Linked DNA regions of Homo sapiens: regions 1, 2, 3 and 4 are each linked to region 5. The links are chromatin contacts, found by Hi-C or POLR2A ChIA-PET in ENCODE. All regions are on one chromosome and are shown on one strand. The core of a region is the stretch at or near the end of the contact, and the rest is flanking DNA. Distances in the headings are between cores, read along the strand shown.

Region 1 (2,700 bases), core at 6-2,505, 540 kb before region 5:
TGAACCCAGGAGGCGGAGCTTGTAGTGAGCGGAGATCACGCCACTGCATTGCAGCCTGGGTGACAGAGCAAGACTCAGTCTCAAAAAAAAAAAATAATAATAATTCACCCTGATAACACAGCTGGTGTGTGGAAGAGGCAGAGGGGTTTATGCGCCTCCAGTGACATGGAAGGAGAACCTGCATCTTGTGAGGATCTCAGTCCACCCTCAGTGATGAGGAGGGTCCCTCTCCTTAGCCATGCCACTGGCACTGTTCAGTAGCAGGAAAGCATGAAGTGACATTGCGAGGCTGGGGCCACTCAGAAGTCCAGGCAAGCAGGGCAGGCATGGTGGCTCACGCTTGTAATTCCACCATTTTGGGAGGCTGAGACAGGTGAATCACCTGAGGGTAGGAGTTTGACACCAGCCTGGCCAACATGGTGAAACCCTGTCTCTACTAAAAATACAAAATTAAGGGGCCGGGCGCAGTGGCTCATGCCTGTAATCCCAGCACTTTGGGAGGCTGAGGAGGGCAGATCACCTGAGGTCAGGAGTTCGAGACCAGCCTGACTAATAGAGAGAAACCCCGTCTCTCCTAAAAATACAAAATTAGCCCAGTGTGGTGGTGCACACCTGTAATCCTAGCTACGTGGGAGGCTGAGGCAGGAGAATCGCTCGAACCCAGGAGGTGGAGGTTGCAGTGAGACGAGATCATGCCACTGCACTCCAGCTTGGGTGACAAAGTGAGACTCCATCTCAAAAAATAAAGTCAAATAAAATAAAATAAAAAAGAAATCCAGGGAGGAAAGCAGGGCCTGCATGAGGCCATGCCTTGGGGAATAAAGTGAGAGTGACCCATGCACGCAGGCAGACAGAAGGTCTGGGATCTAACTGTGAGAGGAAACAGGGAGCCTGACAGCTCTCCGAGCAGGCCAGGGCAGGGGGACCTCTCTTCCAGCAAGGCCAAGAGGGGCCCAGGAAGCCAAGCCCCAGGGAGAAGTCTGAGAGACCAAGGCCTCACAGAGGAAGTGTCTCCACAGAGATTTCCAATTGCCACGCCACCTTCTTTCCTGGAGCAAAGAGGTGCAGTTGGTGAACTAGGGCCACGGGTAATGGGAAGAATGGGAAGGAGAGATCCCATCCAACCTGGAACACTGGAGGGACAGCTAGAGTTGGAGGAGGGGTGAGTGAAGACATCTCCCCTCAGCTCACAGAAGAAGTCACACACCTCACCAAACTGAGAAAAATCAGATTCCACGCCTGGTGTGAGAGGGAAGTGAAACCGCACCTCCAATGCTCCACTGCCCTCCCCTCCGGCACTCTGGCCCATCCTGCACCCCGGCCGCCCCACGATGGCGGGCTCAGAGGTGAGGGCCTATCAGATGCATTCATGGGCTCCCTTAGGGCCTTTTGGGCTCTGAGTCACAAGGGTGGCTCTCTCAGAGCTGTGATGGCCTGGTCTCTCCTCCCCAGGGAGGCAGAAAGGGAACCAGGGAAAACAAGGCTTATAAGCTACAGAGGTAAGGGACTGTGCCCATCTTGTTCTTTCCTTTTTCACACACACGGAACATGGTACCCGGTGTATCCATGGTAAGCACTTAATAAACAGACACTGAGCGGATGAGTGAATTAATGAGTGAGTGAATGAATGAGTCAGCACTGGACCCACAAGGCTGCCTGTCAGCCTCTAGCCACATGGAGATTCCCACCTCCAGAGAAGAGCTCTACTACGTATGTTCCCCAAACTCCCTGTCAGCTAAATGTGACCTGTGACCAACTGGTGATCAAAGGGATAAGCTATCTGTCAATTGTTAGGTCTCGTTTGAAAATAAACCTCTTTTTCCCCTATTTTTGACAAACCTTGACCTCCCTGCCTCGACCCTGCTCACATTACATTTGACCTTCTCAACGACCTCTCTAAGGGATGGAGACATGACCCTCCTCTACCTCATCAGAGAACAGCACAGACCCTCTCCCCCCGCCGCCCCCCTGCCAAGGGGAAAATATGGTGCTCCTCAATGAACCTCACCCTGATCCTACAGGGTGCTCCTGGAAGAAGGGCTCCATGATGACCTCCAAGGGGCCTCTGGTCAAGGCGAAGGAGAATCAGACCCTCCACCTTTGACCAGAGGGGAGGGAGTCCAGCGTGAGGGCATTAGCCAAGGGGGTTCTGGTCCCTCTGCTCTAGGCCCCTCACAAAAAGAAGTCCAGCTGGGAACATTTTTCTCCCAGCAGGTCCCCATAGGAAAGCCATCCTCACCCACATGACACAGGCTCCCCATACCCTTCTCATCTAGATCTCATGGCAAAGATTGCCAACTGTCCCCTAAAATCCACTTTCCCTTCTTGTACCTTTGGTACTAGAAGCTCCACTATGTATGTTCCCCAAACTCCCTGTCAGCTAAGTGTGGCATGTGATCAGCTGGTGACCAAAGGGATGTCATCTGGCAACTTTGAGGTCATGCTCTGAAAAGGAAGGGCAGTGCCTTTTCTTTCTCGTCACTTTCCTCCCTCCCCACTGGCTGGCTGACGGACCCAGCAGCCATGGTGGGATGCCATCTCCCACACGCAAGGGCACAGGAGGGGCTTGGGCCCTCAACACCACCAAGGGGTCAGATCACCCACCCGGATCTGTATGGGAGAAATTTCCATTTTGCTAAGCCACTCTTGTTGGAGTCTGTGTTACAGCAGCCTAACCTCCCCTAGTTCCTATCCCAGCCC
Region 2 (2,700 bases), core at 189-2,688, 670 kb before region 5:
GTTCCTCGTCTTCTGCACCAAAGGCTCTCTTACACTTGATCTTTCACTACAGCATTTCTGCCCTGACCCTTGCAGACCTTCTGGAGCAACTCCCCATAACACGCACATTCGATTCCCACCCCCCTGCAGTCTACCCCAGTTCTACATCCATCAGGACTCCCCCAGCTTCTCTTAGCCCCCTCTCTTCCCTTACTCCCCATCTCATCCTTTAAATTCTGGGGCCCATCTCTTCCTGCTCCTCTCACCATTTGCTTTTAGCCCTGTCTCTTTACCTCACTGTTTTCACCTTGGATCTTGCTGAACCTCTTCAATTAACGTAATTACCCAGTTATCCTTGTCCCAGATGGCCATCACTTCTTACACCCTAACTCTAGTCTCCTTTCAGCTCTTCTGGTCCCAGAATCGTCCTACAGACACCCATCTCTTATCTGTTTCCTTTCGCCCTTCCACCACACTCTTATTCCTGACTCCACCTGGTTCCAGTCCAGGTCTCATTTGCCCTCCCTCACTTTACAGAATTTACATCCATCGCCCACCCACTAACCCATTCCTTTCTCAGAACCTCGCCAGCAGTTCCCACCACACCGTTGGTCCCAGTCCTTCAGCTCATCTCGCTCCGCACTAGTTCACACCCTCGTCACGTCTGGCTCTTAATCACTCTCTCTTTCCTACTCCCAACTATTACCCCAGCTCTGCCCCTCCTTGTCTTCCACTTCCAACACTTACCCCGGTACCCCTCACCCCAACACCACCCGCTACGAAGATTTCCCCTTCAAACCCCTGCTCTTACACCTAACCCCAGGATCCCTTTCCCCAGCCCTAACCTCATTCCCTGCCCGGCTTCCTTAACGCCCACCCTGGCTTTTGCCTCCTTCCTATCTCCTTGGCTGGCTTTTTCTCACTCCTCCTCTCCCTGGCTTCTAACCCTTTCTCCCCTTAATCCTCCTCATCTCATTCTCAACCCGGTTCCCCTCATCGCCTCCAAGCCTTCCTTTCCCTCTCCCTTCAACGCTTTTGCCCCAACCCAGCCGTCGCCCACCCCGCCAAAATAAGGCGCCCGCGCGCCCCGACTCCCGGCTCTCGCCTCCCGCCGCCCCCGCCCCGGGCGCCCCCAGCCCGCCGGCGCCGCGGTCCCGCCCCCTGCCGCCGCTCCTCCCGCCCGCGAGGCGCGCGCTGCCTTTGTCGCCCCTCACCCGGTGTGTGAGGATTTTGCTTCTTTAAAGGGGAGGGCTAGTGAGCCGGAGACTCCTATCCCCGCCTCCGAGTCTTAGAATGGGCTCCCTGGCCGTCGCGGCCTCCCCGGCCCCCGTTCCCCCTACCCCCTGGAGCTACCCACTTTGCTGCCTCCCCACCTCCTCCGTCCCCTCCCCCGGCCCCCTCTATTTACCGCCATCATCAGCACGCGCGAGCTGTCACCAGGGCGCGAGACAACCGAACACGGCCCCGCCCCCTGCCCGTCTATTGGCCCGCCCGCTGGAGCCCCGCCCCTCAGGCCCTGCATTGCGCCAACGGCGCAGCGCTGGGCCGCGACCCCGGCACCGGCACCCGTTCCGAGGGTTCGCGCCGCAGGCGCAAAGTTTAGGGTCAGCCACAAACGCGCGGCCGCTTTGAGCCTGGCGTAAGGGGCGGCGGCGTAGGGGGACGTTGTGAATAGCTGGTCGAAGTTTGGTTGAAGCACAGGAGGGTAAATAAGAAGGTTTCCAGACAAAGAGACTCTTAAAGGTACAGACTCTTATGTCTGTCCCTCCTCCTTAAAGGGCCAGAGACGCTCCCGAGCCCATCTCCGCCCCCTTCTTCCCGGGGAACTGTAAAGGTATTTTACATGAGTTTCCCATACTCTTTTCGGTTCACCTTTAACACCTCTCCCCACTGCGAAGGACAAAGGCTTTCTCACTATCCCGTCCGTATGTTTTGTTTTATTCTGTTAAAAGACGTTATTTCTGTGTTGTTCCTAAAGCAGCAGCCCTCAAACCGTGGGGTTTCCGGAGGCAGCGTTTGCAAAAGTTACTATTGGCTCCCAGGCGGGTGAGCACGTGTCTGGCTTTTGCCACAGATGACCCAAGAGAGATTCAGCTGTTTTATGGAAATCCCCCACAAGTTAGAGGATCGCTGCCGGAACTGAAGAAGTTCAGCAGATTGTAAGGCTTGGGAAATAAACCAGACTGACTTGGTAGTGGTCCATTGGGAAACAGAACAGCACCTAAGCTACAAAAGGCTTAGGTTAAGCAGTCTCCTAGGTGCACTGTCTTGAAACTACTTGCGGGGTGGTAGTGGGGGGAGGGGATGGGAGTCTCCCAAAATAAGATCAACAATTTCAACACCCAACACATAGCTAAGGCAGATAAAGACTTACATTTAAATATAAGGACAAGTAAAAGAAACAGACATTAGCTATAGTAGTGGCTCAAGTTACACACCTGTAAACAGGAGAACTAGGTAAGCACAAAAAAAAAAAAAAGAACACCACACACAATAGGAAGGGGGAAACTACAATGCCTGGACCAAGCGCTGTGTAGGCAATTTATTAACAACTTGCACTTTTAAAAGAGGTTTGATAGAAGGAGAGGAAGTGGAGTGTTTCAATTTGGTTTGGTCGGGATTTATCATGAGGTTCAAGGCCTCAGAGTTAGATTCAGAATTTAGCTCTCCCTTTGTCGTCCATCACAGTTAACATAATTCTTTTTAAGGAATTCTTAACAT
Region 3 (2,700 bases), core at 47-2,546, 810 kb after region 5:
TGAGGGTTAAAATAATGTGCAAAGTGAAAGGCTAGGCATAATTCCTGACATAGAACTCGATAAGAGGTAGTGGCTATGGCAGTGACTGTGGTCCTGCACACTTCATTCCGAAGCAGCAGCTCCAATTCATTTAAGCTAACAGTTTACACTCTAGACGTAAAGCCTGGTAGGGTTCAAGCGTCCCTAACTCGCCACAAAAACGGACATTTCGGCTTTTTCCCCTAAGATCCAGGAAGGCAGCTCAGGTGTAAGGGGATGAAAAGTACGGAACCCCGAGGACACATCAACTCTACAAAAAGTACCAAGACACACGGTTTGGACGAAATGCCCCTCGCCTTGGCAAACTTTCCACACCTCACCCGGCATGAGAGAAACAGCCTATTCCTAAGGAACGGAGCGCGCACTCCCGACGAGACGCCCGTGCGCTCCCGAGTCCGTTATTGTGTCAACGCTCCCGGGTCTGACAGAAGCCTCCAGGCTCGGCATCCCCGAGGGAGTTGGCCGGAGGCTTCGCGCTTAGGACCCTGGTCTGGAGGCCCCGGGCGTTTCTGGAAACGGGAATTCCGGGGGAGGGGACTGGGGGATGGAGGGAGTCCTGGACGAGGGGTGGGATTACCCGGCTGCCGCTGTCGCCTGGATGGTCTCCGCGGCCGTCCCGGGCATAGTCGGCGCGGGACTCCCCCCGGCTGCTGCCTCTGAAGCCGGCCGGGCCCGGCGGGAAGAGTCGTCGGCCCCGCGGTGGCGACGGGGAGCCGCGACGGGCCCGAGGCGGGGACGGGGAGACGCGACGACCCCGTGGCGGGGACGGCGAGGCCCGGCGGCCGCGGTGCCCTGAGGGCGAGCGGGGTCGGCGAGCCGGGGTCCGCGACGAGGAGCCGGAGGGCGGAGGCGGCGGTGAGCTGCGGCGAGCCGGGCCTGAGGAGGAGCCAGAGCTGCGGCCGCTGCGCGGGCCGCCCCCGCCGTCGTCTTTAGGCCGGTGGGAAGAGACGGAGGAGCGAGCGCTGCTGCGGTACATGGTTCTTGCAGCGGCGGCCACGGCGACAGCTCTGACCCGGGGGCGCCCTAGACGCAGGCTCGGAGCGCGCCGCCGCAGCTGCAGCCGCCGCCACCTCGGCCGCTGCGCGCCGCCTCAGCCGCGGGAGCAGCCCCCTCCCCTCGGCCCCGCGTCGCCCCGGGGGCCCGGCCGAGCGCGCCCCCGCGGCTGGCGGTTGGAGGGCGCGAGCACGCGTCCGACACACCCCCCCCCGCCTCCGGGGTTCCCCGCTCCTCCACTCAGGGAGCGGCCGCAGGAACCAAGAAAAGTGGGGAGGAGCACAGACGCCGGCGCGAGGCTGGGCGAGGGGAGGGGAAGCGAAGCGCGCGCCCTGAGCTCTGCACGCCCCGCCTCCGAATCCTCAAGATGGCGGCCGCAGAGCCGCCCACTTCCCCCTCCCGCGGCCGCCACGTGACCCCTGTGGCCTCCGCGCGGGGTGGGCGGAGCGGAAGGAAGGGCTTCTCTGGAGAGGGATCTGGTTTTCCGGGGATGCTCCAGGCCTCTGGACTTAGGGGTTTGGAGACCGTGCGGAGGTGTCTTCGCTCTTTCGTGCCGCCCCTCAAGCCTCTTAATTTAGGGATGGACACGAAATGGTTGAAAACCATTCGTGATAATATAAACGGGCCTGTAAACGTTAGCTGTGTGGGAGGTTACGGACCCCGGCAGGAGCGCCCACCGAAATCCTGTCCCCAGCTGAAGCAACACGACCCGCATCAGTTTACTTTCCAGTTTGCCTAATTTCTAGAGGTTGAAATTGAGGATAGGAAAGTACGAGGTGGAGGTGGTGGGCCAGAATCAAACCCAAAATAGACGTTGTCAGGCCTCTGAGCCCAAGCTAAGCCATCATATCCCCTATGACCTGCACGTATACATCCAGATGGCCTGAGGCAACTGAAGAGCCACAAAAGAAGTGAAAATAGCCTTAACTGATGACATTCCACCATTGTGATTTGTTCCTGCCCCACCCTAACTGACAGGATATATTCTCCCCCTTGCCCTTAAGTAGGTGCTTTGTAATATTCTCCCCCGCCCTTAAGAATGTACTTTGTACACCTATCCCAAACCTATAAGAACTAATGATAATTCCACCACCCTCTGCTGACTCCTTTTTCGGACTCAACCCGCCTGCACCCAGGTAAGATAAACAGCCTTGTTGCTCACACGAAGCCTGTTTGGTGGACTCTCTTCACACGTTTTCGAGCTGTTTTCTGACTAAAGTACTTGTGGTCATGGTGGAGGTCCTTCATTACCAGGGGCCCACATCATGACCAACTGGAGGCGTGGCAAGTTTTTGTAAGAGATCCAGGCATGCCCCCTCCCCTGGCCTAAGTCCAGAATTTTCCTAGATGCCAATCTCAGGGCCCTGCATCCTAAATACAAAAGTGGGCCAGGCGCAAAGGGTCACGCCTATAATCCCACCATTTTGGGAGGCCGGGGCAGGAGGATTGCTTGAGCCTGAGAGTTCGAGACCAGCCTGGGCAACGTAGAAGGACCTCCATTTCTAAAAAAAAAAAAAAAAAATTTGCCGAGTGTGGTGGCACGTTCCTGTACCCCAGCTACTCGGGAGGTTGAGGCTGCGGTGAGCTGTGATCATGCCACTGCACTCCAGCCTGGGTGACAGAGTGAGACCCTCTCTCAAAAAATACATCCATATATATATATATCCA
Region 4 (2,700 bases), core at 58-2,557, 620 kb before region 5:
GGGTGGGGACGCAAGACAGGTAGCGATCCAGGTAGTTCATGGCCAGGGGGAAGACTTCCTCCTCACAGCGCTGCTCCTCACATACCTGGGGGAGGGCGCACAGTCACTGCTGGGTCTGGAGCGTGGGGAACACAGCAGCGGGGGGGTGGGAGCGCTGAAGTGAGGTGGGATAGGGAGCAAAAACGGCAGAGAGGGTAAGCTACTTAGAGAGACAAGGACCAATAAAGGAGGAGGATGCGCCCTCCCCAAGGTGACGCCCCCCACTTCCTCTGCGCGGCCTCCTCCCCTCTCCCCTTGACGGGGGAGTGGTAAAGCCAAGGAGCCCTTGCTCACGGAGGATTCCAAACGGAGACTCCCCTCCCCCACAGCGAGGGGAAGTGGGACGCAAGGGTCACCCATGGTAGCCAGAGAGCTGGGACCTCACCCCCATCACCGCCACCACTGCACACACCCGAGGGGAAGGGAGGAGGCTCCTGCCGCTGCCTCCTGCACTTTTCATTTCCCTGTCGGCCGGAACAGGGCGCGCGCCACCCCCATCGCCTTCCCCGCCAGAACCCCGCGAAAGACACAGGAACCGGCTCCCGGGCGGGGGCGGCCGAGCCCAGGGTTTTCCAGGCGCGCTCTCCGGAGAAGGCCGGGAGGCGGAGGGAAGCGGGAGACGCTGTGAGAAGCCGAAGGGGAGAGAGTGTCCTTGGTCCCGTTTGCTCGGCCCGAAGAGAGGCACAGTTAGGGTGCCAAGTGACTGGCAGTCACTGTCGGGAGGAGCCGATTAGGGCTCGGGAAAGCAAGGGAGGCAGCTGGCGTGGGTGCCCTAGTGAAAGGCCAGGCCCCGGGAGTCTTAGCCTCGGAGCATCCTGCAGATTGCTGTGGGGACCGGGATGTCCCGACAGGGCGGCCCCGGTGTGTCCAGACCCGGGAGCGGTGGGGGAGGGGGACGCGTCCGGGCGGTACCTCCAGCATCCAGTAAGCCAGCATCTTCCGCATGTGCGGCTTGATCTCCCGCTGCACGCACTGGAAGTAGGAGGCGCGGGGTACGTAGCGCTCCTCCAGGCGGAGCAGGCTCTGCAGGACACGCTGGTCCCCCAGCAGCCGCGGGTCCGGCCCGGCCCGGGGCGCGTGCCGGGTGCCTTCGCAACACAGCAGCTCCATACTCGGGCAGCGAACAGGCAGGGCGGGAGTGCGGGCTCGCGAGTCCCAAGGCAGGCGACGGGCCGGAGAGCGCGGGGCGCGGGTCTGGCGCTGGCGCTGGCACTGCGCGGCGGATCCCCAGCCCGCCCGCCGCCCGCGCGCGCGCGCCGCTTCCCTGACAGGCGCCCCGCCCCTCGCGACGATGTAGCAACCGTGGAATGCTCGGACGTCGCAACGCTCCGAGGGGCGGGGCTGCGGCGCCCCGGACGGAAAGGGTTGGCTGAGCGCTCTCCCCTCCCTCCCGCGGCCCCATTGGGCCGCTGAGCGCAAGCCGGCCGGCTTCCGGGCACTCCAGGCCCTCTGGACCACCGGGTGCAGAGAACTTTCTAGGAGGTGGGCCTCCTACCCACCCACGGGCCCTCCCATTTTGCTTCTCGGACTCTAGTCACCCAGGAAACAATTTTTCTCCAAAGGTCATTCATTCACTTATTCATTCGTCAAACCCTACTTCACCGGCTGCTTGCTCTAAGGAATGCGATAAATAATGTCAGAGCTAGTTCTTAGTGAACGCTGCTCGAAAGCCTCACGATGTAATGACTCACTACATCTTCACGAAAACTCGGAAACCGAGGCAACTGTCATTCAGTTGGTCCGTGGCAGAGCTAGGATTGGGAAGCTGGCCTTCTTGCTGCAGATTCTGTGTTCTACACCATTGCTAGTTAAACTGTGATCCCAGACCTGTCCCGTGCGTGGTCATCGCCTGGGAGCTGGTTAGAAATGCAGACTCTCAGGCCCACCCCTAACCTGAATCAGAATCTGCATTTTAACTAGATTTCTGTGCACTTTAAAGTATGAGAGCTTTAGTCTAAGTCAGCATATAACAGAACGGAAAGGCCATGGAGTCATGGCCTCACCTTGTTAAGTTGCTTGCCTAGGTTTGGACAAGCCCCTAAAGTCGGCCTTAGTTTCTGTTTGGAGAAACTGTGGACGGAGAAACTAGATTCTCATTGAATCAGTTTCTTGCACAGACTCTGTGAGATCTACCGGTTGCATTTCTTCCACCTCCCAAACTTTTGGTTACTTTGTAGTTTTACCGGAAGCTAGATTCCACTTGACGAAGAGGCCGAAAAAGACCTCCAATAATGCTCCAAATGGGAGGAGGCCATGAGGATCCCTGCCCTACTGGGGTCCTCCTGACTTAGGAGACACTAAGGAAGTGTCTAACCATTTTCTGTTAATTATTCTTTTTTTTTTTTTTTTTTTTTTTTGAGACGAAGTCTCACTCTGTTGCTCAAGCTGGAGTGCAGTGGTGCGATCTGGGCTCACTGCAACCTCCACCTCCCGGGTTCAAGCAATTCCCGAGTAGCTGGGACTACAGGCACGCACCACCATGCCTGACTAATTTTTGTATTTTTCGTAGAGATGGGGTTTCACTATGTTGGCCAGGCTAGTCTTGAACCCCTGACCTCGTGATCCGCCGGTCTCGGCCTCCAAAAGTGCTGGGATTACAGGCGTGAGCCACCGTTCCCGGCCGAATTATTCTTTCTTATATTATAAATTGTATTGTAGTTT
Region 5 (2,700 bases), core at 185-2,684:
AGGAATAGGAAGTTTTCAATTTTCCTTTTTTAAAACATTCCTTTCGAGTTTGAATTTCTGATGTTTTATATGTATATATATATATAACTTTTAAAAAGTGATAAGAAGGCTTACTTGTATTGTGAGGTTACAGGGATACAGGCAGTTTCTTATTTCCTTTTTTAAAAAACTGGTTAATATCATAGTATTGGTTTAAAAAAAATCCCAAAACAACATAAACATAAACATGTCCTAAACCTGGTCTGGCTCAGAACTTTTCCCCCCTATATGTAATTTACAACCTACTTCTGGGAATAAATTAACACACTTGACAAAAGGTATAAACAATTTTCTGACAAACTCTAGAGACTGAAGACTTCTAAGAAGCCCAGTCACCCAGCTGTCAGTCAAGAGTCTAATTACCTTTAACTAAACATAGTTTTCTTTGATAGCTAGTCTAACAATGTTTACCTATTTCTTTTTTTTTTTTTTCCTTCTTTTTTGATACAGGGTCTCAGCTGTGTCACGCAGGCTGGAGTGCAGTGGGCTGATCACAGCTCACGATGGCCTCAACTGCCTGGGCTCAAGCAATCCTCCTGCCTCAGCTTCCCGAGTAGCTGGGACTACAGGCGTGCCACCACACCTGGCTAATTTTTTGATTTTTATCAAGAGGGTCTCGCTATGTTGTCCAAACTGGTCTCAAACTCCTGGGCTCAAGTAGTCTGCCCCCCTCGGCCTCCCAAAGTGCTGGAATTACAGGCATGAGCCACCAAGCTTGGTCTGATTATCTGTAGAAATTAAATGTCTCTATCAAGAGGAAATCTTTTAATTGGCCTAATAGACTCTTTTTCCTTTGCAGCAAGATTTGTGATAAAGTTTATAAGTGGTCATCACTAAAGTTTTTGAAAAATTTTTTAAAACATGTTTTAAACCTTCAAAAAAGTGGGTAATGTTCACCTCCATTACTCGTATAAAAGATATGGGTTCGATGGATGACAGGACATAGAACCACAGGAATAGAATGTAATTCATTCATTCCTTTGACAAGTATTTGAGTGCCTACCCTATGCCAGACTGGCAAGTCCTTGAGGGTCTACCATGTGCCAGGCAGTGTTCTTGAAGCTGGGGATACAAAAATGAACAAACGAGATTCGGAGAATAAAACTACAGTTCCCACAGTATCTTTCTCTTTGGCTTTTTTCCAGGGGGCGCTGCTTTCCGCGACTGTCTTCCCATGATTCTCGTTGGGCAGAAAAGCCCCGCCCGCTTATCTGCCATTTAAGCCAGCGCCCCTTGAGAATGGACTACAACTCCCACAATGCATTCGAGGGGCACCGTGTTAGGGCGCCACCTTTTTCCCGGCTGTGCTGTACCTACAGCACCCAGAACTACAGTACCCAGAAAGCTCCGCTTCCCCTCCTGGGTGTTATTGCCCCTTTCCTGGTGCAGGACGCGGTAGTGGCCAGCGAGAGTGTCAGGCCTGGGGTTTTCTGTGTCCTTCCCTGGGTCAGGGACGAGCCAGTGACTTGACTCTTGGGCGCTAAGCTTGGGAGGGAGCGCAGGAGGCCGCTGTCCTTCCTTTCCGGTTCACGTCACCCTTCTCTCCCTCTGTTGCTCCACCTGCAGCCACTTGGACGGCTCCGGGACTGATTGCCTGGGGCAGGGGTGGCAGTCGAGGCCGCCGGGGCCGAGGTGAGGCTGCAGCTCTCCGGGCGGCGGTAGCGCTGGGGAGGAGGAGGAGAGAAGATGGCGTCGGAGCTAGAGCCAGAGGTGCAGGCCATCGACCGGAGCTTGCTGGAATGTTCGGCCGAGGAGATTGCGGGGGTGAGTGCCGGAACCCGGGCGGGTGCGTCTGCCCCTCGCAGGCCGCGCCTGTGGGGAGGAACCGACTCCTGGACGTCCTGGAGCAGCCCGACCCAGACTTGGGGAAACAGCTGTGCCGGCCCTCGCCTTGTGGGGTAATAGCCCGGGGAGGCCACCGATCCTGCCCCTCTCTTTCCATTTTCAACAGCTGCCAGAGCTGCGCTGTGCACTAACTACGTTTACTTTCCCTTTCTGCCCAGGAGAACCCACGGCTCTTCCATCATACCTCCTTTCCCCCAGCCTCCCATTAAGTCTCCCAACACATGGGCCTTTGCCCTTTATATCAGCTCTTGGAAGAGGAGAAGAGACGCTTCTTGTGTTTTTGGTATAATCGCCCTAGTTTATCTAGTTAATTGCTTTTCCTGAGACAAGCGAAGCCGTGTGCTCCTCCGACTAAACATGCCACCCTAACCGAGCCCCTCTTTTGTTTTTGGGACTGCCCCAGGCACCAAGAAGGCAAACGACACTACCCTTCGTTATCCGTTTCAGTGCTATCTTTTTTTTTTGCACCGGTTTGATTAGTTGACAACGTTGATGCATGTGTGGAAAGTTTACTGAGTATGAGAAAGTAGTCGTGGAGTCTGGGAAATTTTAAAAATATTTTTTCTAGGAGTTAGGGGTAATTGGATGGAGAACAAATGTTATATAACGTTGATAGAGCAGCTTTCAACAAATACTGTATAAGCTAAACGTGAGAACTGGTCACAGTGTAGTAGGAGCAGTTATATTCCAAACGTAAAACCGTTCAAACGCACTATTGCATTAAAACTGTAATATGAATATGCTAGTGTAAATAGCAGAGTTGTAGGAACACCCATTAGAAGAGATTGCCGAGAATGATTATGAATGGACCAAGAC

The links. Hi-C counts contacts between places; a loop is a spot of excess contacts on that map. ChIA-PET counts read pairs that join two places held with the same protein, here RNA polymerase II (POLR2A). Pooled maps may share reads with other maps.
Region 1: a loop to region 5 is called in a pooled map, with 4 times the contacts of the local background. The contact joins the enhancer-like site here to the promoter of UBR2 in region 5. A Hi-C loop is called at or near these places in 2 of 50 pooled maps. POLR2A ChIA-PET finds 5 or more read pairs at or near these places in 3 of 52 experiments (CD4-positive, alpha-beta T cell, PC-9 and activated CD4-positive, alpha-beta T cell).
Region 2: a map of CD8-positive, alpha-beta T cell shows a loop between it and region 5 (4-fold over the local background). The contact joins the promoter of USP49 here to the promoter of UBR2 in region 5. A Hi-C loop is called at or near these places in 2 of 168 maps with a recorded cell type or tissue (CD8-positive, alpha-beta T cell and naive thymus-derived CD4-positive, alpha-beta T cell), 1 of 37 single-sample maps with no recorded cell type and 12 of 50 pooled maps. POLR2A ChIA-PET finds 5 or more read pairs at or near these places in 3 of 52 experiments (Caco-2, WTC11 and activated CD4-positive, alpha-beta T cell).
Region 3: a loop to region 5 is called in a pooled map, with 14 times the contacts of the local background. The contact joins the promoter of ZNF318 here to the promoter of UBR2 in region 5. A Hi-C loop is called at or near these places in 1 of 37 single-sample maps with no recorded cell type and 7 of 50 pooled maps.
Region 4: a map of ascending aorta shows a loop between it and region 5 (2.7-fold over the local background). The contact joins the promoter of CCND3 here to the promoter of UBR2 in region 5. A Hi-C loop is called at or near these places in 3 of 168 maps with a recorded cell type or tissue (CD4-positive, alpha-beta memory T cell, ascending aorta and naive thymus-derived CD4-positive, alpha-beta T cell), 1 of 37 single-sample maps with no recorded cell type and 16 of 50 pooled maps. POLR2A ChIA-PET finds 5 or more read pairs at or near these places in 2 of 52 experiments (OCI-LY7 and naive thymus-derived CD4-positive, alpha-beta T cell).

What each region holds. Positions count from the first base shown.
Region 1 is chr6:42,024,321-42,027,020 of GRCh38, forward strand. It overlaps a transcript of CCND3 not described here. Among named protein-coding and RNA genes, the nearest start is that of TAF8, 25 kb to the right of the region's middle. Within about 2 kb of position 1,256, at least 8 of the 41 ENCODE cell types and tissues checked have a DNase peak (open chromatin) inside an H3K27ac peak, as active enhancers do; they include CD4-positive, alpha-beta T cell, where a contact is called at or near this core.
Region 2 is chr6:41,893,937-41,896,636 of GRCh38, forward strand. USP49 (ubiquitin specific peptidase 49) reads right to left here and starts at 1,439. Exons shown (of 8, transcript NM_001286554.2): 1 at 1,388-1,439. RefSeq lists enhancers at 198-712, 1,647-1,836 and silencers at 1,277-1,516, 1,305-1,597.
Region 3 is chr6:43,368,351-43,371,050 of GRCh38, forward strand. It overlaps ZNF318 (zinc finger protein 318), which reads right to left and starts at 1,297. Exons shown (of 10, transcript NM_014345.3): 1 at 617-1,297. The coding sequence starts at 1,015. LOC124901227 (atherin-like) reads left to right here and starts at 1,014. Exons shown (of 2, transcript XM_047419609.1): 1 at 1,014-1,037; 2 at 1,073-2,700. The coding sequence starts at 1,014. The coding sequence ends at 1,771. RefSeq lists silencers at 701-770, 781-970, 1,061-1,260, 1,451-1,550.
Region 4 is chr6:41,940,501-41,943,200 of GRCh38, forward strand. CCND3 (cyclin D3) reads right to left here and starts at 1,308. Exons shown (of 5, transcript NM_001760.5): 1 at 952-1,308; 2 at 1-85. The coding sequence starts at 1,149. RefSeq lists enhancers at 367-496, 539-1,490 and a silencer at 1,007-1,456.
Region 5 is chr6:42,562,595-42,565,294 of GRCh38, forward strand. It overlaps UBR2 (ubiquitin protein ligase E3 component n-recognin 2), which reads left to right and starts at 1,435. Exons shown (of 47, transcript NM_001363705.2): 1 at 1,435-1,803. The coding sequence starts at 1,726. RefSeq lists enhancers at 997-1,076, 1,147-1,666 and a silencer at 2,699-2,700.